Regions from separate parts of the Homo sapiens genome. Here regions 1, 2 and 3 are each linked to region 4. A link is a contact called in ENCODE Hi-C or POLR2A ChIA-PET data. All regions are on one chromosome and are shown on one strand. The core of a region is the stretch at or near the end of the contact, and the rest is flanking DNA. Distances in the headings are between cores, read along the strand shown. Region 1 overlaps DNM3 (dynamin 3). Region 2 holds the start of RABGAP1L-AS1 (RABGAP1L antisense RNA 1). Region 3 overlaps DNM3 (dynamin 3). Region 4 overlaps LOC100506023 (a long non-coding RNA gene).

Evidence for each region. A loop is a pair of places that touch in the nucleus more often than their neighbours do. ChIA-PET counts read pairs that join two places held with the same protein, here RNA polymerase II (POLR2A). Pooled maps may share reads with other maps.
Region 1: a loop to region 4 is called in a pooled map, with 5 times the contacts of the local background. The contact joins two enhancer-like sites. A Hi-C loop is called at or near these places in 7 of 37 single-sample maps with no recorded cell type and 4 of 50 pooled maps. POLR2A ChIA-PET finds 5 or more read pairs at or near these places in 1 of 52 experiments (activated T-cell).
Region 2: a pooled map shows a loop between it and region 4 (2.9-fold over the local background). The contact joins the promoter of RABGAP1L-AS1 here to the enhancer-like site in region 4. A Hi-C loop is called at or near these places in 1 of 37 single-sample maps with no recorded cell type and 3 of 50 pooled maps. POLR2A ChIA-PET finds 5 or more read pairs at or near these places in 2 of 52 experiments (B cell and GM12878).
Region 3: a loop to region 4 is called in a map with no recorded cell type, with 6 times the contacts of the local background. The contact joins two enhancer-like sites. A Hi-C loop is called at or near these places in 4 of 37 single-sample maps with no recorded cell type and 3 of 50 pooled maps.

The regions. Positions count from the first base shown.
Region 1 is chr1:172,342,535-172,349,703 of GRCh38, reverse strand. All of the region lies in intron 17 of DNM3 (dynamin 3), which reads right to left. Among named protein-coding and RNA genes, the nearest start is that of C1orf105, 75 kb to the left of the region's middle. RefSeq lists an enhancer at 6,931-7,040. Within about 2 kb of position 5,588, at least 13 of the 41 ENCODE cell types and tissues checked have a DNase peak (open chromatin) inside an H3K27ac peak, as active enhancers do.
Region 2 is chr1:174,948,970-174,955,824 of GRCh38, reverse strand. RABGAP1L-AS1 (RABGAP1L antisense RNA 1) reads left to right here and starts at 1,564. Exons shown (of 6, transcript NR_121196.1): 1 at 1,564-1,668. The region is part of intron 19 of RABGAP1L (RAB GTPase activating protein 1 like); the gene reads right to left.
Region 3 is chr1:172,178,453-172,186,079 of GRCh38, reverse strand. The region is part of intron 14 of DNM3 (dynamin 3); the gene reads right to left. Among named protein-coding and RNA genes, the nearest start is that of DNM3OS, 37 kb to the right of the region's middle. RefSeq lists an enhancer at 4,885-4,934. Within about 2 kb of position 4,704, at least 25 of the 41 ENCODE cell types and tissues checked have a DNase peak (open chromatin) inside an H3K27ac peak, as active enhancers do.
Region 4 is chr1:173,407,943-173,414,784 of GRCh38, reverse strand. The region is part of intron 2 of LOC100506023 (a long non-coding RNA gene); the gene reads left to right. It also overlaps a transcript of TNFSF4 not described here. Among named protein-coding and RNA genes, the nearest start is that of PRDX6-AS1, 50 kb to the left of the region's middle. RefSeq lists enhancers at 82-131, 192-351, 932-981, 3,537-4,086. Within about 2 kb of position 1,429, at least 4 of the 41 ENCODE cell types and tissues checked have a DNase peak (open chromatin) inside an H3K27ac peak, as active enhancers do; they include B cell and GM12878, where a contact is called at or near this core.

The DNA.
Region 1 (7,169 bases), core at 4,339-6,838, 1.1 Mb after region 4:
TTCAACTCAGGGGATGAAGTTTGGGAATTTTTAAAATCTCAATTTAGAAAATAGATATTTGATCATGTATTGCTATATTCACATTATCTTGAAATGAAATTCAGAACAGGATATTTTATAATTATTTTCTTATTAACATATGCTAAAATTAATAATAACTAGGTCCAAGACTATGTCAGATCACAATCAGTAGAATAAATAAAGATGGATCACTTATTCTTAGGCAAACTAGGAGACAAAATGAATTCCCTCTGACTATAAAAGCTGTCTCTGTACCTGCAAAGGATCTAATAATGGCAGCAGTAGTCACTTACTGAAAACTTTCAAGTGCCAGCGACTGAACTAATAGCTTTATGGATTTCATTTTCTCAGCTAATCATTTCGAGAATCCTCAAAAGGTGTGTTATTATCCCAGTTTACACATGAGGAAGTTGAGGTGCAAATGGATTTAGTAATTTTTCGAGTAAGTGTAATAGCAAGGATTCAAAACCCTAAAACCATTAGAAAATAGTCAGTATATAGCACTTTAAATGGATGAGCAAATGTGGTGTAGGAATCTGTAGAGCATCCAAGTGGGAAAGAAGCCTAGAGAAGTGCAAAGGAAAAACTAATATTCCTGGACATGTCTCTGAGGGCAATAACCCCTGACACTGGGGGTGGTGGTCTCAGAAGGTTGCCAGAGAAGGTGCTCTGTTTAGGACACCTTAGGTAATATAAATTACATTATTCGTTTACTGACAATGCTACTGGGAAGACGATGGGTCAGGTGGGACTGGCTGCACCTTTTCAGAATTTGAATTTACCATTTACTAACTTTTGAAATTGGGTAAATCATGTAATCTCTCCAAGCCTTAGTCTTTTCCACCACAAAATGGAAATAAGAACTCTAGCTCAGAAATATTTGTTATGATAACTGAATGAGATTTTTTTTAAAGCACCAGAACTATTCCTGGCACATATTTAGGAATTTAACAAATGCTAATTCCCTTGTCTCTTTTGTACCTAAATACATGTAAATTTTACCAAATTTTTCATATGTTAGGTAACACTAACTTTTCTTTTTATTGGGTTTCTTCTTTCCATTACTTTTTTGGTTTACATTTATTTCAGTACACAAAATACTCTGTACATAAATGTGTGAAAAATTTTGGTGGAGTATTAGAAGGAACATAGGCATAGGAATCAGAAGATATGGATCTGAATCCTGGCTCTACCACTCATCTGTTGAACGATATTGTACAGGTTAAACTAATCAGCAGTCCGTCTAATTCCACTCCTTTGTAGGTGACCTAGCTTTCTGGCTTCTTTTAGGATCTTTTTTTCTTTGGTGTTCTGTAGTTTCACTATGATGTGTCTTGTTGTTACTTATTATGTATCATTTCTTAAAAATCCTATTTGAGAATTGTTTTATTTCCTGATTCTAAGAATTGTTAGACTTCAACAATTTTAGAAAATTCTCAACCTCTCTCTCTCCTCCTACCTCCTCAATGTACTTTTAGTATACGGAATTGGATTAACTATAATCCTTGGTTCATGGCACACTTTCGTCTGCATCTGTTCATACAGTATCATGTAATACCATCTGCCAACTCAGCCCCCTGCCTCTCCCACTCAAAGTAACTATCAGTGAGAATAATTATCATTCCCTTACTTTCCTTTTATTATGGTTTTATTGCATCTATATTTAGTCTTAAAGAGTTATTTTTATCAGTTATTTTTAGTTTCATAAAAAAGAATATATTATATATAATTTTCTTTTACCTATATTGCCAATTCATGCATACCATTGAATGTACTGGAGTTCACTTGTTTGGGATGCTATATAATACTCCAATGTGTAAATATACTACAATTTACTAATTTGCCCTTCCACTAATGGCCATTTAGATTATTTCCAGGTTTTTCACTATTACAAACAGTGCTGTTATGAACGTTCTGTTAGTCGTCTTTGAATACTGTGTTTCCCCATTCTACTATTTCCTTCTAGAACTTTGATTAGAACATGTTAGAACTCATCTAACACAATCTGTGATCTCAATCCTTTTCTTTCGGATTTTATTCTGGCTTGGACTTTATTCTGGTCAGTGTATTCATATCACTACAGATTTTCCAGTTTACTAATTCTCTGTTCAGCTATATCTAATCTGATTCCTTGACACTTTTAATTGAATTTTTCATTGCAGTGATTATATTTTATTTCTAGAAGTCATTCCCCCAATCTGCTTGATCTTTTCTTCTCATACTTAAAGCCTCTTTATTTCTAAACATATTAAACAACTTTTTATTTCTGTACCTAGTAACTCCAAAATTGTAAATATCTCATCTCTGAAGGTCTGATTTCACAGCCTGTTGTTTCTCCTATTCTCAGTAGTGGTTTATTTCCTATGTCCTTCCTTCCTTTGTTCTTTGTAAGCTATTCATTTTCCTTAGAACTCTATCTTGGGGAGTTAAGGCCTGGGTCGAATTTGCATTTTTACAGAGAGGAAATAATTTTTTTTGGCGGGGGGGGCTTCTGCTAGTTCCTCTGAGGGTGGTACTAACCCAGGAAAATTAAATTCTGTACTTGAGGTTTGAGATGCTCAAACACACATGTAGTGTGAATTCAGACCTTACATTCAAATGGGGGCAAACTTGTGGCTATGCAGTTTAAAGGCAGATCACCACCCATCACTCCCCTTTTATTTAGTGCCAAGGTCAATACAATATAATTTCCTGGCTGCATTCTTCTGGACATTGGTTTTATTTTTAGTATATTCTTAGACCAGGATACAGTTTTTTCCAGTCCCAGCCTGTGTGACAGGCTCCTGTTAGGAGTCTTTGGAACTTGGAATGTACTAAGCTTTACACCTGTTTGCCAGGCATTATTTGGCCACCATGATGGAGGCACAAGATCTCAAAAATTTGGGTGAAATCCTCAGGATGGAAACCAGTGCTTTAGTTTCCTGCTTTCGTGTCATTTTCTGGCTTCTATGGATTCTTTCCTTTTAATTCATTTTGGTAGTGCATTTAATACAAATTTGATCTATTTTCTTCATCATTTAAACTATAAATATGTGTATATGTCCATGAGGGTGTCTGATTTGTCCTTCTGTTTAAAACAGAAGTCTGTCTATCCCAATTTCAACATTTATTACCTATTGCAACAGTATCTTAGTCGTCAGTCCTACATCCTAATATACTTACTCACTCCTAGTATAACACTCTTACTAAAATATAAAGATGATCCCATGTTTAAATGTCTTCACTGATTCCACAGTGCTCTTCAGATAAAGTCTTCCAGCCCTTGGCATACAAGGCCCAGCACGATTTGCTCTCTGTCTACCTCCCTGGCCCCTCAGTCTTCACTGTACACCTTCACATGCACTTCATGCAGCCATAGCTATGGACCTTCAGTTACGCCAATAAACTCTCATTTCTCTGAATTTTTACTTATACTGTTACTCTGTCTGGGATGCATTCTCTTTTCCATAGCTTTCTTCCTGATTCTTACTTTTGAAGTGACCATTCAAAAGTCACTTTCTCTTCAAAGCATTTGCTAATCTACATCTTTTTCTTTCTTTCTTTTTTTTTTTTTTTTTTTTGAGACGGAGTCTCGCTCTGTCGCCCAGGCTGGAATGCAGTGGCACGATCTCGGCTCACTGCAAGCTCCGCCTCCCAGGTTCACGCCATTCTCCTGCCTCAGCCTCCTGAGTAACTGGGACTACAACCACGCCCACAAGCACGCCCGGCTAATTTTTTTGTATTTTTAGTAGAGACTGGGTTTCACTGCGTTAGCCAGGACGGTCTCGATTTCCTGACCTCGTGATCCGCCCGGCTGCTAATCTACATCTTTGCTTGTTAGGAAAATGTAATTTAGGTACCTCTCATCTCCACCTCCTAACATAACGATGATAGCAGTTATGTTACAAGGTGATATGAAATTATTTTCTTATCAGTCTCCCCCTAAACTGGGAACCCTGGGAACAGGGACTATTTCATGCCCAGAATCAAGCATGATGCTGGACACATGGAAGGTGCTAACTAAATGTCTATATAATGAATAAGTAAATCAAGTGGCACAAATACACTTAAAAGTCAGGTATTTGATAAAGAAGACTTGTTCTAATGGATAACAGTGTGTGTGCATATGTGTATGTATGTATATGTATGTGTGATTTAGATTATCTGCTCTTTAAAATTATGCAGAATTTTTGACTTCACATCAATAAAAAGAATGAGAACTACTTTCCATTTTGATGTGCTTGACTTTGGAGCCAAATTAATAAGGAGAGAAGGGAGTAGTTCACTTAGGAAGCCCTTCATTCTCACTTGGCTGAGAACTGTTTTGTCTTCCAACATTATTGTCTCTAATATAATCAGTTTCCCTTTCTGAAGAAACCTCAAATAAGAAAGCAAGACACAGCTGAGAAAATATGTTTTGAGAACTAAATATTTTTAACTGTGATGAAACTAAAGCTTTTTGTTTAATTCCTTTCTATGAAATGAGAAACAGAAACTCTCAACTAACTGTTAGGGTTTCAGGCTAATGCCTCTGAACTTTCGAGAAAGACAATTCTTATTCCCTCTATGATTATAATTATGTTTTCTTTTCCAAGCTATATTTTAAAAGAATGCCAGTTTAGAGAAAAACTCTAGGCACATCTGATGTGGACATGAGACCCTACATATTAATGATCAACAGATAGAATAAAACTTTTATAAGGCTATAAAATATGAAGTATTCTGAAAGCTTTTGGTACTAGTATGCTTAATGGAATACAATTAATAGAATGCTTCTTTAGAAAAACACATTTTGTGATTTTTTTTGTGAGCACATGTACACATATACATGTATGTTGGTAATGGAATATAGAATTCTGATGGCTATTTTTCTTCAAAATTCAAATCAACCATTAATATTTTGAAGTGATTCCTCGTCTATTTCGAGTTTGAGCTGAGTCTCATCATAAAACACTGTGAGAAAGGAAACAAACTGCATAGATTCCATTTGGCAAATCAGAGGCCTGTAGATCTGACTGTGGTTCAGCCGCTGGCGCCATCAGTTCGGCTCCAAATCAAAAGCTGTGGAAGGAGGTAATTAGCAGGGACTCTAGACCACTCAGTTGGCAACAGCAGGCTTCTTATAGCCACTGGGAAAGTGGGTGGGAAGGGGTTCAGAAATATTCTGTAAAACAACATTTCTCCTTCAGAATAGAAGATTGCAATTATAGGGCCATTTTCGTGGGGAAAAAGCCAACTTTAACGCTTGTTTTAACACATTTGTGAAGGTGTCAATATTTAAAGAGAAAGTTCAGCCACTACCAAGGGAAATAATTACAGCCTCTAGTTCAATAAGAAGACGAGAATAGAAGACAATACCTTCTAACCCACTCACAACAGTAAAAGGGTAACATAACCTGGGCAGAGCAACCACTCACAATTCTTGGCAAAATATGGTTGCAATTCCTCATCCCATTAATTCCAGCAGAAATTAAACCAATGAGAGGCATTTTTTGCCAACGCAATGAAAATATAATTATGTAAGTCACTTTCAGAGGATGAAGTCCTCTGAATCTTGCCTGGCCGGGCTGTTGATTTTTCAAACTTGAGTGCTCAATGGAAAGAAATTGGCTACATTCGAGCTGCTCAATTTGGCTGTAGACGTGATCATTTACAGATGAAGGCAAAGCAGCCCTGAAGTGAACAGAAGATGAGAAGACTGCGTTCCAAATTGACCAGCTGAAGGAAAGTTTATATTTTAAAAAAACAATTACTTGGTCAGTGACTCATGGGGAAAGAATTCTTAAGCTTTCTTCAGGGAAACCCCAGTAAATAACATGTAAAAATAAAATGGAGATGGTGTTATCTGTTTGGTTGAGCCGTTCAGTTCACATAATAAACCTTTTGGCAAAAAAAAGGACCATTCTGAACACGATTATTCTCTCCGGGAAATCCCCAAACAGTAAGAACTACTGTGGCTTCCTTAAAATTTTACAGAATATTTTGTATCTCAGACTTGCATGTGAAATAAAAACTTGGAAGAAATATGGGAAAAAATCTGCTTTTTGTTATAGGGTTGAGGATTTTTCAGCTGGCTGCTTCTATGATTCACACTGCACTCGACTCCTCTGAAACTCAAAACCACATATCATAAAAAGCAACATGGGCTCGAGTTAGTCTTCCTGCTTTGTCCCTAGGAGAACTGACTGCTCTAAGTATGCCCCACAAGACACACAAGAGAAATGAATGAAAAGTTATCGGCCTGCATCAATTTACTGGAATATGGTGTAAATCATATACTTTAAAGGACAGCTGGAATTTTACTTTTTTTTTTTAAAGTGGATTTCACTGACATAATCTATAACAGTTTCAGTTCCTCTCTTTTTAATTAGTAAAAGCTTTTGGAATTTTGTTGTTTTTAGTCTCTAAGAACATCGCAAGAAAAAAAGGTTGAGAAAATATGTTATAAATGATTAAAGAAAGCCCTGCTTGCTGGTGCTAGGAATAGTTAAAGCTTCTCTATTCCCCAACCCCCTGCCCAGAATGCTTTGTTAAAGCCACACGGTGTCTAATCAGCATGTCTTTAGATTATTTTATGTTAATTGAAATTATGGTTAGTCTTAGAGGTTAATGTATACATGCACATGTGGCTTCAAAGCCTTCCCAAATTACTGGCTTAGCTCCTTCGCCTTAGGGAGGCCTGATCTGTGATAAAACTGACCGCATTAAACCAAGTTTATTGCTATGGAGTTTAACATAATGGAGAAAATATATTTTGCAGGTTTCTTTAAGAATTCCCCATTCTAAAACGCTCTCTTAGGATCCCTCAAAAAAGGTAAGAAAAAAAGAGGAAATGTAAAAGGGAAGGACAAAGAAACTGACTCATATCAGAAACAATAGCTTTACAGATTACTAAGAAGCAATGGAGAAGGCAAAGAACAAGACTGTCATAGATTGTGACTTCTACAACATGTTTACTTTTTTTTCCCTTTAACTTTTATTTTAGGTTCAGGGGTACACATGCAAGTTTGTTACATAGGTAAGCTCATGTCATGGGGGTTTGGTGTACCAACAATAGGTATTTTTCTGATCCTTTCTCTCCTCCCACTCTCCACCCTCAAATAGGCCCCAGTGTCTGTTGTTTCTCTCCTTGGGTCACTTGTTCTCATTATTTGACTCTCACTTATAAA
Region 2 (6,855 bases), core at 315-2,814, 1.5 Mb before region 4:
CAGGCCTGAGCCACTGTGCCTAGCCTATGATTCCTTTACACAGCAACACCTTTCCTTAATGTTTTTGTTTGGTTTAAGATTACAAACGTGCTATGTTGCAAACTTCTTGCGTACTCTGAGAAGGCAAGGATGATGTGTTGCCCTCAGTATCTGCCATAATACCTAGCAGTATTTGGCTCATACTAGGCCCTCAACAGATTGTTCCTTGTTGAGTTTAAAATATGGTATTTAGAAAACATATACATATGAGTGAGAGAGCAAAAGAGAATGGAAAGCATCTAGCATGAATATAAAATTATCTCACAATTTCCTTATTTTCATTAAAATGAGGACAGTACTAATTCTCTGGCATCTGGCCAGATAATTTGTTACATAAAAAACAAAGACTCCAGGTGTCATTCCCCATCTTATTCTAATTACTTTGTTCTTCTTATCCAGGAACACTATGAAGTACTAGAATTATCTGCTTCTCACCACAATTGGGAAGTTTCACAAACTCAGTCCAAACCTGATAGATGATAGAAACCAGTCAACAACCACATTATGAGAATATTCATCTGGCTGATGGGGGAATGTCTCCCCAGCCAAACAAGGAGTGAGGACATTTTCCAGGGTGTAACTGAATTGCAAAGCCACTGCTGAATATTGTTATGAGAAACACGAATCCTTTATTACTCCATCTCCAGAGACCTCTAACAAGTATACTGTGACCAACTAGAGTGCAATAGAAAGGAAAGCACCACCTGCCAACTGTGTAGCCTCACAGATCATTAGATAAACAAGGGAAATATACACAATCATGTGTTAACAAAACGACAACATTATTTTTCTTGGCTTTGATAGCAGTCTCAATTTCTTTTATTTTCTCTATATACATTAATCATACACTGAGAAAACCAAAAATAGACTCTGAAGATGAAGTTGCAAATCACTAGCACTAAAATAGCCCTGGAGCTATAGAAAAAGGGGAAGCTTCAGGGTTTTAAGCAGTAACAAGGTGTCTCCAATGTTTCCCTAGGAGCAGAAACAAGGGCCAAGGGGAGCAGCTAAAGGTATTGTGAGGAGAGAGCCTACTCCAGGAGCCATTTTCCCACCAGATCGGAAGTATTTCAGTATTTTTACAGCAGGAATACCATACCACTGGACACCAGGCTGAGAATTAGTTCCATGTGGAAGTATTTTCTACATGGTTCTAAAATGGATCCACTCACCAGTGACTGAATTACATACTGGAAGCTTGTGCCTAGAGAATTCTGAAACCATATTTTTAAACTTCAAACTATTATCAATTTTTTTTTACATGTAAGAGAAAAAAATGTCCTTTTAAAGGGATATTTTTACATGTCCTTTTAAAAGTCACTTTTGCTACTTATATTAAGAGGTTCATTTCAAAGTGAAACATTTTTTTAAAAAAGGCAATAACACTCTCAATAAGCTAATCCTTTCCCATCTGGCTGAGATTCTAGGATATTTGGCTTCATCTTGTTCAGGGAAACAGAGCAGGTTCCCAGAACAATATGTTGCTAGGAAACCTTCCAAGCTTATTTATCTTGTGCTGTGGGGTGATACTGAGCATCCACCTGTGTGATTGGCACAATGTGAAAGAGGGGAAAAGAGTGGAGGAGGAAGAGACAGGAGAGCTGATATGAAACTCTTGTTATTTATGAGGTAATCAAAGAAAATAGATTTTCAGTTTTTAAACCATCTTTCAGGACAAACTTGATTTTATTTTAGAGAATACTGAATGGGATTCAGACGCTTGAAATTTTTCTTTCTGGAGAAAGAAATTTAAAAACCTCTTAGGTAATTAACATTTATTGTTCCCCTTTCAGGGGGACCGTCCCCACGGATGATCAAAGGTCAGTTCCTGGTCAACATAAGTAAACAAGTTTGTTTAAGATAAATTCCCCTACACTGCCTTGTACCTACTCCTTGCCCAATGCCTCAGGGTTACAGAACAGCTGCCTTCAGCTATTCTCCCCTGGGGCTCTGCAGAACCTTCTGACCTTTCAGAAGGTTTGCGTCCTTTCCCTATAGTTTTTCCCCACCGCTCTGACCGATCTCCCACAGTGTCTGCTGATACTTTCTATTACGTTTCATCGTATTCCACAGTGATTTCACAGACCCTCTAAAATGATTTCATAACCAGCAGTTTGAAGGACACTGCACAAAATGAAATGGGCTTTTTCATCTATTCCCCTGATGATAATACTCAGAGCGTTATAATTCTAAATCACTGGAGAAGCTTTATTAACTCTACTTATCATCAATACCCTCACCTGTCATTACAGATGAGAGTGGGTCCTTGTCAGCTGTTATCAGGAAATACAAAGAATACAGCTTAATGAATTTAAGGCAAAGGGGAGTGGTTAGGGGAATGGCGAGGGAGTGTTAAACAGTGACCTTCAATAACAGTAAAAGACAGAGCACAATAATTACTCATTTGCCTTACTCTTTCTCAATATTAGCCATGCTGGCCTCAGACGGAGATATGGGAGGGGAAGACTGAAAAGAATACACCCAACTTTCTTCATTCTCCATGTTTTCTCTCTTCTTCTCATTTGAGGTGTTTATTTCATATTTGTATATATGACTCTTTCAGACTGAATATATATTAATCATGTTGTATAACAATAATTATCGGAAGAATTTGCCTTAATAATGTTCATCTCACTAATCATATCAACCAGTGATATCACCCTATTTTGTATTCTTACTTTCATATCTTATTTTGAATACTTACTAATATTTGAATTTCACATGCATTAGTTCTTTTTTTTTTTTTTTTTGCATGCCACCCATGCCTAGCTAATTTTTGTATTTTATTTGAGATGGAGTTTCCCCATGTTGGCCAGGCTGCTCTTGAACTCCTAACCTCAAGTGATCTGCCCTCCTCAGCCTCCCAAAGTGAGTTATTTCTAATAAAACTTATTTTGGCCAGGTGTGGTGGCTCATGCCTATAATCCCAGCCCTGTGGGAAGTCAAGGTGGGTGGATCACTTGAGTTCAGGAGTTCAAGACCAGCCTGGACAAAATGGTGAAAACCTGTGTTTACAAAACATACAAAAATTAGCTGAGCATCGTGGCACATGCCTGTAGACCCAGCTACTTGGGAGGCTGAGGTGGGAGGATCACCTGAGCCTGGGAGGCTGGGTTGCAATGAGGTAAAATCATGCCACTGCACTCCAGCCTAGGTGACAGAGTGAGACCCTGTCTCAAAATAAAACAAACAAATAAAAACATATTTATTTGCTTACATATAAGATTTGGTTAAGTTTCCTGATTATCAAACTCAATCATCATTTTTTTTTTTAAGAGACAGGGTCTTGTTCTGTTGCTCAGGCTGGAGTGCAGTGGCGCAATCACAGCACACTGCAGCCCCAAATTCCTGGACTCAGGTGATCCTCCCACCTTAGCTTCCTGAGTAGCTGGGACTATAGGGGCACACCACCATGCCTAGCTTTTTTTTTTTTTTTTTTTTTTTTTGGTAGAGCCAGGGTCTCACTATGTTGCCCAGGCTGGTCTCAAAATCCAAGGCTCAAGCAATCTTCCCACCTCAGCCTCCCAAAGTGCTGGGATTACAGGTGTGAGCCACCAGGCCTGGCCCAAACAAGATCTTTGTACATTTAGGAGTTCAAGGGCTTTGTTTATTTAGGAGTTCAAGGGCTTTGTATATTTAGGAGTGCTTTTCAACACCGCAGATCTTAAACTTCGGATCATAATGAACAGAATAATAGAACTCTTAAATAACAAATTTGAAACTCACTGTAGTAACTTGAAAAGAACTTACACACAGAAAAGAGAAATAACAGAATACATACGTAAAGATTTTTCAAGTTGATCTATGCTCTGTAATATATATGGCATGATCTTTGGCATATTCTGACTTTATGAAATAGTATATTAATTTTGTGAAAAGTTGGTTTTGCATTTTAGTAGAGAAAAGACCCTGGGCACTACCAGTGTTTCTCAAGGTAAGATATTATTGGCATTTTGGGTGGAATAATTTTTGGTGTAGACTCCGCTCTCCATTTCTGAGCCCATGGCATCCCTGGGCCCATTTATGATTTCACCTATTAAATGTCAGTAGCGGCTGCCTGTCACTGTGACAAACAGGATGCCTACAAACCTTTCTAAACCAGGTGTGGATGTTGGGGGCTGGTAGGTTTGAGGGGTACATGCTTGAGAAGATGTGGGATTCATACTAAAAGCCTCTGAGCTAAACTATCAATAAAGACAAGAAGAGAGGCCTGGACCAGTGTGCAAGGTTTTTAGCACTGCATTGATGTATTCAGATGTCCACTTCCCTCTGCTTTGTTATTGGTTAGCAGTAATTGCCACTAAGTATGTAATTCCTTCAAGTCAAAAAATTTCCTAACAGTTTTAAGCCTATTAATTTAGAAAAATCTATATTTAATCCTGCCAGCAACTCCATGAGGGAAGTATTATTTGGATTTTACAAATAAGTTGAGGATAGGTAACTTGCCCAAGATCATACAGAAATGAAATCCAGTTGGCCTCCAGAGCCTGCCCTCTTTAACCACTTTGCTCTACTGCCTGGGACCAGATGATTAAAGTAAAGCTGCTCAAGAAGCTGACAGTCTAGACGTAGTGCCAAATATGTGTCTAGTTATCATCTAGTTTCATAAGCGCAATAACAGATATTTATAAAAGGTACAAAGATGATCAAGAAGAAATTTGTGGGACAGAGGGTTGGAGAGGGAGAAGCACCTCAGTGAGGAGGATTTTCATGATGACTGGTTTATGCAAGCTTCCTTGCCCAGTTAAAACACAGAGCATTTCTCCTGTGCTCAGTTTTAACATTGGGCCAGTCACTTGTAAGAGCTATCATTCAGGGTTTGATGAATCTGCTTCTGTAATTCAGAAATGAAAGATACAAAAATATTAATTTATGGATGCAAATACTGGTAAAGTACATCACTGTGTTTTTCTTTTTTAAAGGCTGATATGACCCAAGTTAACATTTTCAGAAGTGAAGATTCCTGGTGCTCAGTTCAGGTGCCTAGAAAATTAATAGGCCAAAGGTGCTAGCCATTATGTGCTACTCTTGCTCACTTCAGACAGTTTCTTAGGATGAATATAAATTATCTCATTTAATATATTAATCAATGGACAGAGAAAAAATAGAAATGTAATATAGTATCACTTTCCTTGGAAATTTGGGGGTTACTGAGAGTTTCCAAGTCAGAGTCACAGTTATTTTTGCAAGGACTTATCAAGATCTGGACATAAAGTGGATCAGTGGCAACCAAAATTCTAACAGTTTGCAGTAGTATAATGCACTCGAGAAGAAACAGATGAAAAGGAATCAGGAGAAGGCATCCATCAAGAGGAGGAACACGCCCTATAGGCTTCACTTAATCCTCTTCATAGTGGTCAGCAAAAGAAGTCACTTTGACTCCTTTTAAGCTTTTAGCACTAGGAGGAGAGGGAACATATTAAACAATGATATTTTGCCCCATGTGTCTTGGGTGCAGGAGGAAACCTTCAGAGAATGTTAGAGCCTGTAAATGATTATTAGTTGTATTCTAATACTTAAGGAACATAATGGTTTAAGGGGGTGGGGACAAAGGACATACTTCTCTCTTGCAACTCTAACATAATTTCCAAGGCTTCTTACAGACATCAAATTCCCAGGCATTCTCCTCCTGAATTCATACTAACATACAATCTATGGTGCTGTACTTGTTTTAATCTCATCTGACATGTCTAGCTTTCCCAATTACTCAATCCTAGTGGTGTGCACACTTGTGACATGTACCTGGACCTTTATTCATGAATACTTATATGACATGAGCCACTTTCCAATGTTTGTGGCTTACTCCAGAATGTAGCATGCTCATCAAAGTATCTTTGAGAGCTTCTGAAATACTGATTTGTACTTTATTTGCCACATTCTAGTATAAGCTGTGGTCCCAATGCTGTAGCAATTTTGGGAGACTTGCATTTTATAGAATCTGCTTACCTGTTCATTTTTAATTCCTCATCTTCAGTCCTGTAAGTCTAATCTTGTATAATATTTTTGTGGAACTCCTTGGCACTTCTGCTTTAGATATTTCCTATCAATAAATAATATCTGGAGGTAGAGGAATTTCTGTACTATGTGTTGACAACTCCTAAATTTATAGTTTTCTGCCCAGAACTTCTACTAAGCTTAGCCTGCATATCCAATTGTGAACTTCCTATCATCATTTGGATGGTTAACATTCAAGATATTTAAACCTGGACTAATACCCCACCTTCTACCCCCAATTTGTTCTTCTCCCACTGTTCATCTTCCATCCAGAAGCTCAAGCCAGAAACCCACAAGTCACCATTGTCTGCTCCCCCAACCAATGCTCAGGCAATCCATCACTAGATTCTATACTGTACGCCTCAAAAATATCTATCTTGTTTTTCTTTTAAACTTCACTGGCAATGCCCAATTCAAGGCATAATCACCTTTCATCAGAACTAGTGCCATAAATTCCAAAGTGGACTCCCCATGTTCATAGTTGCTGTACTAAATCTTTTTGCTATTGGGCAGCCAAAGTAATTTTTTCCAGGATGCAAATCTGACATCATTTTCCTTCCTAACATTTTCCAATTGCTTCCTATTGCACTTAGGATAGAGAAATACTTGGCTCTGCTGGTCCTACAGAATCTAGTCTCTATCTACCTTCCCTTCACTCTCTTTGCCTATATTTTGCAAAAGTGTGGTTTGTCCATCCCAGAAAGTACATAAAACTATCCAAATAGGTACAGAAAGCAAAAGGTGATTATTAGAATTTCATGTTCTGTTTTTAGAATATGAAAATAGTCAGGAAGGACTATTTTTATTTCATCTTTTAAAAAA
Region 3 (7,627 bases), core at 3,455-5,954, 1.2 Mb after region 4:
CATTTTTATTGTAATTATTGATTAACAATAAATTGGTTTCTTGCTTCTCACATTTTTGCCTTTCTGCCTTGCAAATGAGTTTTATCATGCAGGAGACCAATTATAAAACAATGTAAAATATAACAACTGTTCATAATATGACTGCTTGGAATTAAAAAACAATTTTTATTTGAGGATGGGCCAAATTCGTCAGACAAAAAAGTCAAAATGTGGCTCCTAAGACATTTCTCCAGGCTTATTATGACAGTGGAACTAATCAATAAACCCTTCTATATTATTTTATTCCCAGTTTCAAAACCAGCTATGAAATAAACTTAGTTGACTTAGATTATTCAGCAGTTGTTCTTATCTAGCTATGAAGCAGTGTTTGCAATACATTTACAATAGAACTTCACAAAATGGATAAACAATTACCAAAGTCTAGAAAAATGATTCCTAAGTGCACAAACACATTAAAAATCTTCTGTTTAGGCCAGGTTGCTATATAATTCTGAATAGAGTGTGACCTTGCTTCCCTCAGAGGCTCTTTGGAATTTGGCTCTGATTTCAGCCTTTCCTCTGCCAAGCATATAGAATGAATTAGGTGAAGCTCTGTTACAAATGCACCCCACCCACAATGGTTTCCAATAGAGAGCTAAATGTTTTAAAACCACAGTTCAACTTAAATGTAAAAATGGTTCTGCTTTCAAAATTGAGTTTCACTTCCCTTTGTCTTGTGCTCACCCCTTTTTCTCTGCATTCCAATTCTACTCCCCAGTGAGAGAATAAAATTGGAACAAATGTAAACAGGAAACCTAAAGTAAACAGTCTAAATGCATATTTCTAGTCTTTAATTTCAGGTATTCACACACTGAAGGGGCCTCTTTCAATCTCACTGCCGATGCAAATAAAGGAGGCATTAGGAGCTTCCCTCAATTCCATCTTAGCTTTAGTACCCAGAGTCCGTCAAAGACCACTGAGGCAAAGAGCAAAACCTACTTATCTTCAGGACCCAGCATGAACACTGAGTGAGAGGAGCTGCCCCTATGTGTTGACTAAGTTTCCAGCCTCCCTTTTTTTTTCCAAATCACTTTACTTCTATTCCAGATGTTCGATGCTCTCTTAGTGTTCCAATTCTCAGCTGTTACAAAGACAGCATCTCATGAATTAATTTATTATATGGTATAGGGTGTGCAAAAGAAAGAACATGGGCTTGCTGGCAGACCAACTAGGGGATCAAATCTCAGCTACACAGTTCATTCCCTTAAGAGGGTGACAGGAAAGCGATGAACTTCTCTAATATTTGGATTCTACATTTGTAAAACCCCAAACCCAAGTCTGCAATGAGAATGCACATATCAAGTCCATGGGTCAGATTCCGTACTTAATAAACTCTAAGATGATTTTTCCTCCTTTCCCATTCCTGGGCTTACACATCCCAGAAGTATTTGTCTTTTAAAGTAGACAATATGAAGAGAGCAACATTCAACAGAAACAATGAATTTCTTAAAAAGGCAAGTTAGGCCCTGAGCACCTAGCCTGGGGACATATTCTGGGATATTACCATACCCTCCAGATTGTGCTGCTCATTACTGTGTTGAGGGTCATTGTTTAGAAGGGAGGATAAAATTTCTCAATTTCTAAAAAAAATTAATTTCAAATTCCTACTTTTCAATCACCAACTCCCAACTGCAGAAAAACTGCTGTGTCTCTGCAGATGGGTTTTATTTTATGTAGTGGGTATGTCTTACAAGAACTGTGCAATTTAAATGGTGGTCAATGTAATGATATTTTCCATGTTTATTTTGTGATAATTTTCTTTGCTTGTTTAACAGTTCAGGTTGTCTGATGCTATATTCAGACTACATATCTAAATTCTCCATCAGTGTGTCTGGGATTGTTTGAGTTCTTAGTAGGTTTTAACATCATTTAATGAGAAGATTTAGAAAACATTGCAACAATAAACCTAATGAACTTCACAACTTGTGAGGTGAGCAGGATAGGGATCCTCACGCTACTTTGCAGAAATAAAATTGAGATAAAGCAACTAATCCAAGGTCAAGCTATTACTTGAGTGTAACTGAGCCAAGAACATAGATTTTGCTATTATTGTTATGATTGCTGTTGTTTTGAGTACTAGAATATTAATTTCTATTACACTGCTGATTCTCTAGAAAAAAAAAAAAACTTTGAAGCCAGGTGTATTGGCTCATGCCTGTAATCCCAGCACTTTGGGAGGCTAAGGCAGAAGGAACACTTGAGCCCAGGAGTTCAAAATCAGCCTGGTGAAACCCTGTTTCTACAAAAAAAAAAAAAAAAAAAAAAAAAAAAAATTAGCTGGGCATGGTGGTGCAACCCTGTAGTCCTAGCTACTCAGGAGGCTGAGGTGGGAGCATTGCTTGGGCCCAGGAGGTGGAGGCTGCAGTAAGCCATGATTGCATCACTGCACTCCAGCCTGGGTGACAGGGTGAGACCCTATCACAAAAAATAAAAAAATTTAAAAAAGTTTGAATGTATTTACCAAAATAATTGGCAATAATTTTAAGCAACTAACATGTTTTATCATCTGCCAGACCAAGCACATTCCTTACTTTAAAAACTCCACAATGTTTCAGTGTATTTGGGTTTTGAAACCCAGAATCACTGTATTTTCCTTATACTGGTACACAGATAATTCTTAGTATTTATTTGCCAAGTCTTCACTTATGACATCAAAATTTAATTTGTGTTAAAAAAACTTTGTATAATATAGAATATTTTCAACATCATGATATTATATCCATAAAGTGTGTGAAACCAATATATTGAACTTTCCCAGAAATTATTTGTGTTTGAAACCAAAACTGGCTAAATAAAATATATCTCTATTGGGTAGTATGTGGAGACGATATGGAGAATAACAGGCATGATCTAGAGATGGTGCTGTATGTGCATATCTGTATTAATACTGAAACCAGTGATCTTCTCATCCCCTTTCCCTCTCTATGGCCATCACTTCCCACTAAACTTTTGGCGTCTGGGACAGGACAGTGCCTTTCTGTACCTAGCTCCCTTTAGTTAAAAAGTTGCCTTTTTACCAGTTCTTGGTAAAGGAACTAAGAAATTTTTTTTGATAGAAACTATACTCAGTTGTCATGATTATTAAAATTGGACTTTAAATAATTACCTGCACAATTGGAATGATACTACATTATCAATACTTACTCTCAAAATAAAGTGCTGATACTATTCTCATATTGAAGTCACCAATTGCAGGAAAACTGACGATTGGGGTCCTTAAGCCTTCCTGCAATGGTATAAAAGATTGGGTATTCAACTTTTTCTACTTTTGTTTTCTCTCTTTGAATAAAAACAGAAACACAATCTTAGGACTCTGTGCCTAATGAGGCCCAGAATTTGAATTTTCAGGCAGTCTCTGAGGACAATGCAGATAGAGGGAGGGGCATGCAGAGCAGAAGGCCTCTCTATGCTCCACTTTAGTGAGTACCTCTGAGCAGGTTCATTGCAATTCATTTCATCTTTATTTTTGTCCTTAAACAGAGTAGGAGAAAAGCAAGTCTGTGGAGAACATTTTATTGAAATGAGTTGGATTTATTGCTGGACTTGGTTATCTTGTTTTTGAGGAAATATTTGCATTTGAGGGAAAAAGTGTGTTTTATTACTTCATCTCTAGTACCATTTAAGGTATGTAATGATGGTTAGACATCAACCTGCAAAATATTTCTTCAGAGCACCCTGTCCTCTAGCTTCTCATATCCCAGTGATGCCAGATCCTAAATTAATTTCATGCACACAAACTCAACATTATTATCTCCATTTTTATGCTTTATCTAGTGAGTTAAGCATCTTAGAGAAATCGTTTTTTTGTTTGTTTGTTTCCCCTAACTGATCTTGGACAGACTGTTAAAAAAAAAAAAACTATAAAATGTTGTCACATTTTTTTCCTCTTGACCAGACTTCACGTCCCAGCTTGATGACCTTCACACTACAATAATGTTGCCTATTTCTAATAGTAAAAAGTTCCAGTTCGTTATAACCAAAAACTCAAAGAAATCGACTATCAGTCTTGAAACCCCTTACATATTATCTTTAAATAGAGTTCATAAAGTTGTGGCAACACCCACCAAAAACAGACATGAGGCAGATTGATTCATCAGCACCTAATGAGTTAATTAAGAAACAAAAATACAAGAACACACAGAATTATGGCCAGCCTGGCCTTGCTTATTCAGTTTTAGTCAGAGACCACAACTTCTTTCAAATAACCCCAGTTTATTTTCAAAAAAAAAAAAAAAAACCCTGTCTTCAGACAGGATATGGGGGAGGAGTTAAGTGGTGATGTTTTACACATGCACATCTGGATACAGTCCAATTATTTCCCTTAAACATTCCCCCAGTTGTTTTCATTTTGCTCCATGCTTTGGCATTCATAAATTTGTGAGATTAATTGTGTGTCAGCAGTCTGCAGGCCTGGAGCTGGGCACCAGTTTAGTAGCAATACGGCTACAAAACAACTCTGTAGAGAAATACGTTCACATATTTAAAAAGGAAAGCATAGTCACATAGTTCGTTTCTGTTTAATATCAGGCATTGACGTTATGCATAAAGAAGGTAGTGTAATCTTTCAGGGAATTGCCCTAATAGCAAGATATATATAGATATATATCTCCACGCCTACCAGAAATATGTGTGTGTGTGTGTGTGTGTGTGTGTGTGTGTGTGTGTAAACTCAAGTGTTTTAAAGCATAAGAAAGGATTCATCAAGAGGAAAAATGAAGAGTTCAGGGCTGGACATATTTGTGTTCCTTGTTTTCATCTGATTATTTTGAAGGGCGTGTCAACAGATTGCATTTCTTGTCTTGGAAATGTACTAACAATTAAAATCACCTTTGCCAAAAAGAACCAACTTATCTTAGAGATGGTGGAGAAGCATCTTTATTTTAAAAGATGTTTTGCAAAGCCTCTTATGCTTTCAAAATTACTATATGAAAAGTGAAACTAGAAGCTTTCTGCCCTGATGTGTAGGCCTCACAGTCCAGATTATGAGCTCAGCTAAGGAAGAGCTGTGTTCCCCAGAGCCCAGCGGAGTGGCGGCACTTGGTAAGTGCTCCGTACTTGCCAGTTGACAACAAAAGAACTATCATTTAAATGTTGGTAAACAGATATTTATTCTTGTTTAATGTTATTTTGCCTTATATCCATGAGTAGGAAATAAACTATTAGATATTGTGACATTTTTCACAAGTAAATGCCACATGCCAAAGTAAGGTAATAGGTAGGGCAAATTTTCATACATATACATAACAGAGGAGAGTGTTCCAGATTAAAGTTCTGAGATTTGCAACATCAGTATTGGGAGGAAACTGGCAGCTTCTCCTCTAACCCTCTACAGAAACACAAAACAGCTATTGGAAACATGTAGAGCATTCCTCTGGAAAATAATTAGGCTTCAAATAAATCATATGCTATTCCTGCAATAAAAGAAGGAAACTTTTTATGATCTTCTGTTTTCCCTCAAGTATGCTATATGTTGAGAAGTTTTACCTAAATCACACTGTATTCTAGCAGTAAGCTCTTAATTATATAAGAAATAAAATGCATTGCAGATATTACAATGAATCCACTTGTCCTTAGACTATTTATCTATCAGAATATTTTCTAGGCCAATATATTTGAAGGCTACTGAGAAAATCACACACTGTTCTTTGGCTTTAGTTTCCTTGTGAGTAAAATGAGGTGCATAATCTCAGCCCTATCTACGATACAGGGTAAAAGTCAGGATCTAACGAGTGAAATTGGTAAACCATAAAGAACAAACAAGTGTTGGTTAGCATGCAGTAAACATACAAACTCTCCTACTCATGGTTCTGTATTGAAAAACCGAAATACATAGTATCTTATTCTTTACATAAATTAATTTACTGATCTTGAGACCTAACTGAATCATGATAGTATATCCACATAGACTAGATTTGTTCCTACAGGGCAAACTGCCATGCATTCATGCTAAACTATACAAGAGCAGCCAGGTAACAGAAGGCAATGCTGCTTCAAAAACACTGCAAATTTGACTCAGAACTCAGAGACACGGTATGATATTTGTAACATATTTACAGATACAATTAGGCTTTACTGAAGCTAATTGATTTTCACCACCTGAGCTTATTATCTACTAATGGTAGGGTTCTAGTCGTCTAATCCCTGCTATGTACGCCATGGGCGAAAATCTAATTAACCTCTCAGAGCCTTAGTTTTTTAATACATAAAAAAGTAATAACACCTGCTCTGATGAAGCTATTGTGAAGATTAAAATGTGAGATATGAAGAAGTGCTTTTACAGAGTAGTCACCCAGTACTTATTGGTTATATCTAAAAATTATTGAATCTGTATTCCCAAAACTATGCTGGAAAATAAGTCCAGAATTAAATAAGGCCACAAATAATCCAAGCAGAAATGATCCGGCATAGCATCATTAAAATATACACACATATTTATAAATATTGCCTGTATACATTTTTCTTAGAAAGTCCATGTAAGTTATACAGAAGCTGAAATAAACCATAGCAAAAAAAACTTCTCCCCTCTTCTCAATGACATCTTGAATTTAGCAGTTCTTATTTTATTTTAGTAGAATAATACTTCTATTAAATCACTTTAATGATAATTATAATTAATACTTATATAATCCTTTAACTTTTCAAAGCACGTTCATACCAATTATTTTCTTTTGGTTTCCAAACAACATTATGAAAATATAATCTTGAATTTAATACCAGTTAAATACTAGTGGGAGTAACAAACTTTGTCAAAACTAAGATGCAATAACACTACTCAGAAAAGCTTTGCAACACAACCAGTGGCCAAATTCCACTTCATTACATGTAGATCACAGTCCACAAATGACAATCAGTCACCACTAATAATAAACAAAAAATTTTTGGATTCTAGTCCAGGCAGGAGAATGCTTTTCATGAATGCAAAATTAGAGGTGACATTCTGAAAGTAGGCTCCACAAAACAACTAGCTCAGCATTCTAAGTCCAGTTTCATTCAAAGTACACACAGATAACTACTATCACCGCCCTGGCTTTAGAGTATTAGCTCACCCAGCAGTTCAAAGCATTCCTTATATTTTAGACTAGAGGAGGATCACCATTTTTGCTCTATTTTATGGACTGAGACATAAAGCGATAGAGACATGCCCATGGAGCTGGAATAAGACTTATTCTATTTCATCTCCATAAGGTGACCCCTTAACCCCCTGCAATCTAGCTTCTGTCTTTACCATTGTATTGACAATGAAATCCTAAAGATCACTGATGATCAACTAATAATCAAACCCAGTGACTTACTCTTTCTTCCTTTCATTGATATCTCTGTAACATCAGCTTGAAGTTGAAGTAAACCAGGGTCCATTCTCTGTCTCTCTTTCTCTCTCTGTTTTGCTCTCTTGCTGTATCTCTTGCACACCCTTTCTCTCTGTCTCTCTCCCTCTCTTCATCATCACGGCATGCACTATCTTACTACCTTGCTTCTTTTAACTGCTTCATCTATGTTCATTCCTATCCCTTCCTTACTTGTGGATTCTCTGACTTACACATCAACCTCCTACTCCCCTCTCCAGTCATCTTCACTTCATATATGTAAA
Region 4 (6,842 bases), core at 180-2,679:
CCAGCCATGGCATGGCTGAAGCTTGGAGAGGAGCCAGTGGATATATCTGGGTTATTCCATCCCCTCGCTCCAGGGCTGACTGGCAGACAGTCACACTGGCTTCATCTCAGGTTCATTCATTTCTCACTGCTCTATGATACACCATACTTTTCTTCTACTTCATACTTTGAAGCTTGAATTTCCAAGATTTGATAAGAAAGACTGAAAACCATAAGCAGACTGAAAAGTGCCAAGGCTTTATCTAGATCTTGGACAAGAACTTTAACCTCATGTTTCTTGTTTGCAATATTGAGACAATACTTGTTACAGATTGAATTGCGTCCCCCAATAATTCATTTATTGACTTAACCTGCAGTATGACTGTATTTGGAAACAGGGCCTCCAAGAAGGTAACGGTTAAATGAGGTCATAGAAGGTGGGGCCCTAATCTGGTGTCCTTGTAAGAAGAGGAAGAGATACCAGAGATCTTTTCCTCTGTGCACACACAGAGGAAAGGCCATGCAAAGACACAGTGAGAAGGTGGCCGTCTGCAAGCTAGGAAGGGAGGTTTTACCAGAAACAGAATTTTCTGGCATCTTGACCTTAGACTTCTTACTTCCAGAACTGTGAGAAAATAAAAATGTCTGTGGTTTAAGCCCTCCAGTCTGTGGTACTTTGTGATGGCAGCCTGAGCACACTAGTACAATACCTATCCTGTGGGTTTACGATGAGAACTGAACATAAGGTGAGTTGAGGACCTAACTGCAATTCACACGTTGGCTTGTCCCCCTTTCCTCCTGTCATGTGATTTGTAGGGTGTTAAGGGTCTTTTGCCAGCAGACACCTTCCTTGTGACCATATGATGGTGTGGAAAATTCACACAGTAGAAGCATTCTTTTGGATTCAGGCTTTGCTTCTCTGTATAAACTAAAAGGGGGAATTTTCTGAAAGCATGTTATTATCAGTTAGGATTCCTGGTTTCAAGCAGTGTACATGGATTGGCTGGTTTAGGCCAAAAAGGAACTATTGAAAGGATATAGACTGGGGTACAGGATTGGCAGGAAGGATGGAGGATCAGATGTGGGGCCTGCCAGCTGGCAAAAGGGCCAAACGTCACACCTTAGAATGGGGCGTGAGGACTGCAGGGCTATGCTGCTGGGCGCCGGCTGCTGCTGCTCGCTCCTCTGACCCTGTGAACACTGGCCTGCTGTGACACTGCTGGACTAGACTCTTCTATGACCAAGTCCTCCACACCGATGTGCCCTGTGGTCTCTGTGATTCTGGAGCGCTGCTGTCTCCTTGGCTGAGCTTAGATCATGAACACTGGCATTTTCAGCACTGAGAGTGGGAGGCAACTCTGCCTCCTGTCAAGATTCATAAGGTGGGGAACTTCCCCAAACAATTAAAAGCAGGCTCAAAATGCCAGATGGTCAAAAAGAATAACAAGTTCCCCCACAGATACAGGGAAACCTTTCAGAACCCCCACATAGGAAGTGCAGCTTCACTCACAGGAGTGAGAACAAAGAATTGGAAAGCCGACGGCTGGTTACTCTGCATCTCTCTGCCCCTGTCTCTCTGTCTCTGTGTCTCTGTCTTTCTCTCTCTCCTATATTTTCCAGCTCCACTTGCTAAAGGTAAGGCCCACCTCTGTCCTGACCATTAGAAATTAGTTGTCTCCCTTAGAACATCTTTTTCCTCATCTTCTGCAAATACTTTTCAATCCCCCTTGGAGATTCCCTCCTCTGTCCATTTTTGGTCTGGGTGGGCTCCATCCTCAGCCCTCAGGATGGGCCATAGGACCCCGTCCCAAGCCAATCAACACACTATTCCCTTGGATGCAGGAGTGAGTATGTGACCTAAACAGCCTCGATTCCCACCCCCTTTTTTATTGAACTCAAACTTATCTGTTGCAAAGTGTACAAAGTATACAACTTGATGAATTTTACATAAAATCCGTTGTATACATCTGTGGAATCATTACTGAGATTGAGATACTGATCATTTCCATCAGCCCAGCACCTCCCCTTGTAGTCCTTCTCTGTAATACTCCACTCAAAGATAATCACTATTCCGACTTCTGTTACCATTAATGGAAATTTTACCCATTTTTAAATTCTATATGAATGGAATAATATGTAATCTTTGGTGGCTGGCTGTTGATCTTTCTGTTACTGACTTGCAGCAGTTCTTTATTTTGGATATGAGTCCTTTGCTAAATACATATATTGCAAATATATTTTCTTAGCTCATAGTTGCGTTTTGACTCTCCTAACGATGTCTTTTTAGGAATATTAGTTCAAATCGCTAGTCTTTCCTATGGTTAATGCTTTTAATTTGTTCTATTTAGAAAATCTTTTAATGCTTTTAATTTGTTCTGTTTAGAAAATCTTTGCACACTCTGAGATCATGCGCAAGTTAATGACTTTGAAGGACGAAGAAGTAAAATGTTTTTGTTGCATTTGAGATTGTGAGGCAGTGAGGCTGAGCCAGAAACGAAGACAGAAAGCAGATAGACTTGTAGGGCTGGCCTTGAGATGGGGCACTGTCACAGGGTGAGTCTGAGCTTTGCAGGCACTGTCTATTTACTATAGTTGTGGCTGAAATCAGAGGCAGGCCAAGTGGATGAGACATGGGGCAGTTGACCTCAGAAGAGATTCCTTTAACTATTTCCTTTTTTTTTTTTTTTTTCTTGAGATGGAATCTTGCTCTGTTGCCAGGCTGGAGTGCAATGGCGCAATCTCAGCTCACTGCAACCTCCGCCTCCCAGGTTCAAGCAATTCTGCCTTAGCCTCCTGAGTAGCTGGGATTACAAGCGCCCACCACCATACCCAGCTAATTCTTTGTATCTTTAGTAGAGACGGGGTTTCACCGTATTGGCCAGGCTAGTCTCGAACTCCTGACCTCGTGGTCTGCCCGCCTCGTCCTCCCAAAGTGCTGGGATTACAGGCATGAGCCACTGCACCCGGCCAACTATTTCCTTTTTAAAATTTTTTTATTTTTATTTTTTGAGAGAGTCTCACTCTTTGGCCAGGCTGGAGTGCAGTGGTGTGATCTTGGCTCACTGCAACCTCTGCCTCCTGGGTTCAAGTGATTCTCATGCTTCAGCCTCCTGAGTAGCTGGGATTACAGGTGTGTGTCACCATGTCCAGCTAATTTTTTTGTATTTTTAGTAGAGATGGAGTTTTGCCATGTTGGCCAGGCTGGTCTCAGACTCCTGGCCTCAAGTGATCTGCCCACCTCAGCCTCCCAAAGTTCTGAGAATACAGGAGTGAGCCACTGCACTCAGCCTAACTATTTCTTGATCAAATATTTTATTGAGCTCTTCTGCTGCAAGATGACATCCTCATGGAATTTATATTCTAGAGGATTTTAGAGATTATTTTAAAATACCTTCTTATAGTCCAGATTAGGAAGCCAAGGTGAAGACATGAAAAATAATTTGCTTGTCATCACAGAGCTAGGGAAGAAGCACAGCTAAACCAGAACTACAGCTGGAACCCAGGTCTCCTGGATTGAACTGTCCCCGCCCCTGCCCCTGCCCCTGACACTAGTCCAGCAAAGAAAGACCTGAGGGGTGCTGGTGATGAGTGATGACTGCTCTGCCTCAGGCTGAAGATAGAAGCAGCCTATCTCAGGTGGGTGGAAATTTTCCTTTCTTCCTTTGACCATGGGCAAAGTGATATGCCCTGGTCCGCAGCAACAGAGACTTCAGGAAGCCCACACACGTCAAGCGGCCAAAGCGGACCAGTGTCAGCAGGGGGAAATCAGAGGGACTTCCCCCAAGTCCTTCCTGTCAAAGAAAGAAGCATGAGAGGCCTTCATGAAGGTGAAAACCACACATTAAGGACTAGTCCAGACTGGGTACATGTCTCCCCAGTGCAGCTGCTACCCCTTGGGTTTTACCCCAGGACACTGGGTTCCGTCCTGTCATGGTGGTCAGTGCTGGAAAGTTGGGGTTTAAAGCTGTACACAGAGCTTCAGGCAAGTCCTAGGCCAAAGTTCAGTCCAAGGAGCACCAAGGTCTTCTCACTAGCAGCAGGTAGGAAATGATGGACATTGGATGATAACCTGGAGGCCAGTGACATGGTGAGACCACTTCTGACTCCCTCATTTCCCATCTCTGACATCACATCTCCACCACGTGGGCTCACTTAGACATGCTCACAACTATTAAGGTACCACTGGGGGCTTCCTATGACCAAGTCCCTTTAAATGTCTTTTGAATGTTCCCTCCCATTGTGAGAGGAAGGTAGTAATAAGGTGGTACCAAAATAGAATCTTGACACCCATTTACAACTTTTATTTGAGAAGAAGAAATGGGGAGTTGATGAGTGAGTATACGGAGAACCAGTGAGTGAGTGAATGTATATATGTATCTATTTACTTTCCTGGGCCCCAGTAACCTTATTCCTTGAATTCTTGTTGAACCGCAAATTTAGAGCTTCTTTGTAGGTTAGTCTGGTGATTCACTGTTGGTTTGTGGGTGTCAGACATGCAACTGTGACAGCTGTCATCATCTTCTGTTTATGCTGGATTGTGGACTTCTTAAGATCAAGGCCTGTGTCTTTTTTTATTTTTTATTTTTAAATTGAGGCAGTGTCACACTCTGTCACCCAGGCTGGAGTGCAGTGGTGCAATCACGGCTCACTGTAGCCTCAACCTCCAAGGCTCAGGTGATCCTCCCGCCTCATTTTTTGATTTTTTGTAGAGATGAGGTCTCACTATGTTGCCCAGGCTGGTCTCAAACTCCTGGGCTCAAGTGATCCATCCACCCTGGCCTTCCAAATTGCTGGGATTGTAGGTGTGAGCCACTGCACCTGGTTTTTTAAAAAATTTAAGTTTATGTTTTATTGAAGTATAATATGTATACAGAAAAGAGTACAAACCTTGAATGCAGCAGGAGGGTGTACATGTACATAAAGGACTTACACCCGTGCACTCAGAGCCTAGATCAGGAAGCATGGAGAGCTGCGGGAGCTCCTCAGGGCTTACTGCCAGCCACCACTTCCCCTTCATCCTCCTGCCAGCGTAACCACTGCCTGCACTTCTCACACTGTAGATTAGATTTGCATGTGGGAGTCATATTTTTATGCCAGAAAAGAATACTTGATTTTTAAGAAAAAATCACTAAAAGCAAATGTCCTTCAGGGAATACACAATAGTTCAGTTATAAATTCTGTAGTCTTGGGCTTTACCTTAAAAAGTTTGATGACTTTCAATTTAATTTTTTCTTCTTATTTTGAAATAATTTCAATCCTAAAGAAAACTGGCAAGAATAGTATAATGACTTTTTTTTCTGAACTGTTGGAGAGGAAATTATTGCATGATGCCGTATCACTTTAATATTTGAATGTATCATTCCTGGACCCAAGGACATTCTTCTATATAAAAATAATACAACTATCTAAGTTATAAAAGTATTAATAACATTAATACATTACTAACATTGAATCTGCAGACACCATTCCAGTTTCCCCAGCTGTCCCAATAAATGTGATTATCGCAGAAGTTCAGGATCAAGCACTGCATTTGGTTGTTGTGCCTCTTTGACCCTCTCAGAGTAGGGGAGTTCCTCAGTCTTTCCTTGATTCCATGACCTTCACATTTTAGTAGATTACAGTTATTCTGTGGAATGCTCCTTCATTTGAGTTTGTCTCATATTTCCTCAGAATTAGATTTAGGTAATGCTTTTCATTTTTGGTAGGAATAGCAGAGAAGTGATGCTGTGTATGGTCTTCTCATTGCATCCTACAGGTGGTGCACAATTTCAGTTTGTCTTATTAATGGTGATGTTCACTTTGATCACTTAATTAAGAGGTGTCTGCCAGTCCTCTTCACTGTAAAATTATTATTTTTTAAAAAAATTTGTAAATATTTTACGGAAGGTACTTTGAGACTATTTAAATATCCCATTCTGGCCAGGTGCAGTGGCTCATCCGTGTAATCCCAACTCTTTGTGAGGCCAAGGAGGGTGGATCACTTTAGGCCAGAAGTTTGAGACCAGCCTGGGAAACATGGTGAAACCCCCCGTCTCTACTAAAAATACAAAATTTAGCCAGGCATGGTGGCGCATGCCTGTAGTCCCAGCTACTCGGTAGGCTAAGGTGGGAGAATCACCTGGGCCTGGGAAGTTGAGGCTGCAGTGATCGAGCCACTGCACTCCAGCCTGAGTGACAGGAGTGAGACCCTGTCTCAAAAGAAAAAAAAAACAACTCCATTCTGCATGAAATGTTCATCCATTAGTTTTAGCATCCATTGATATTTCTTGTCTGAAACCATACTATTATGATGGTTGCCAAGCAGTGATTTTTTAAATTTAATTATCCATTCTGCATTTAATTAGTTGGCATTCTACTATAAGAAAAAACTTACTTTCTTCCTTATTAATCAATCAATTATTTATATTAGTATGGACCCATGGAAGCTTATTTTATCTATTGGGTTCTAATCTGTTTTCATCAAATTGTTCCCAATTTGGCCAGTGTTCCTATCATTCTTTGTATATTTTCTTGCCTGTTCCTATCATTCTTTGTACATGTCCTTGCCTTCTGGAACAACAAGATATTCCAAACTCATCTTGTAATTTTCCTGCCATTTCTCCTGAGGGGCCTGGCTCTTTTTCATGGAAAATGGTATTTAGAAGTTGTCTTAGTCTGTTTGGGTTGCTATAACAAATATCATAGACTGGTTAGCTTATAAACAACAGAAGTGTATTTTCCACAGATCTGGAGGCTGGTAAGTTCAAGATGAGGGTGCCAGCATGGTTGGGGTCTGATGAGGGTTTGCCTGTGAGATGCAGATTGCCAACTTTCTGGCTGTGTAAGGGGCAAGGCAGTTCTCTGAGCCTCTTCTATAAGGGCATG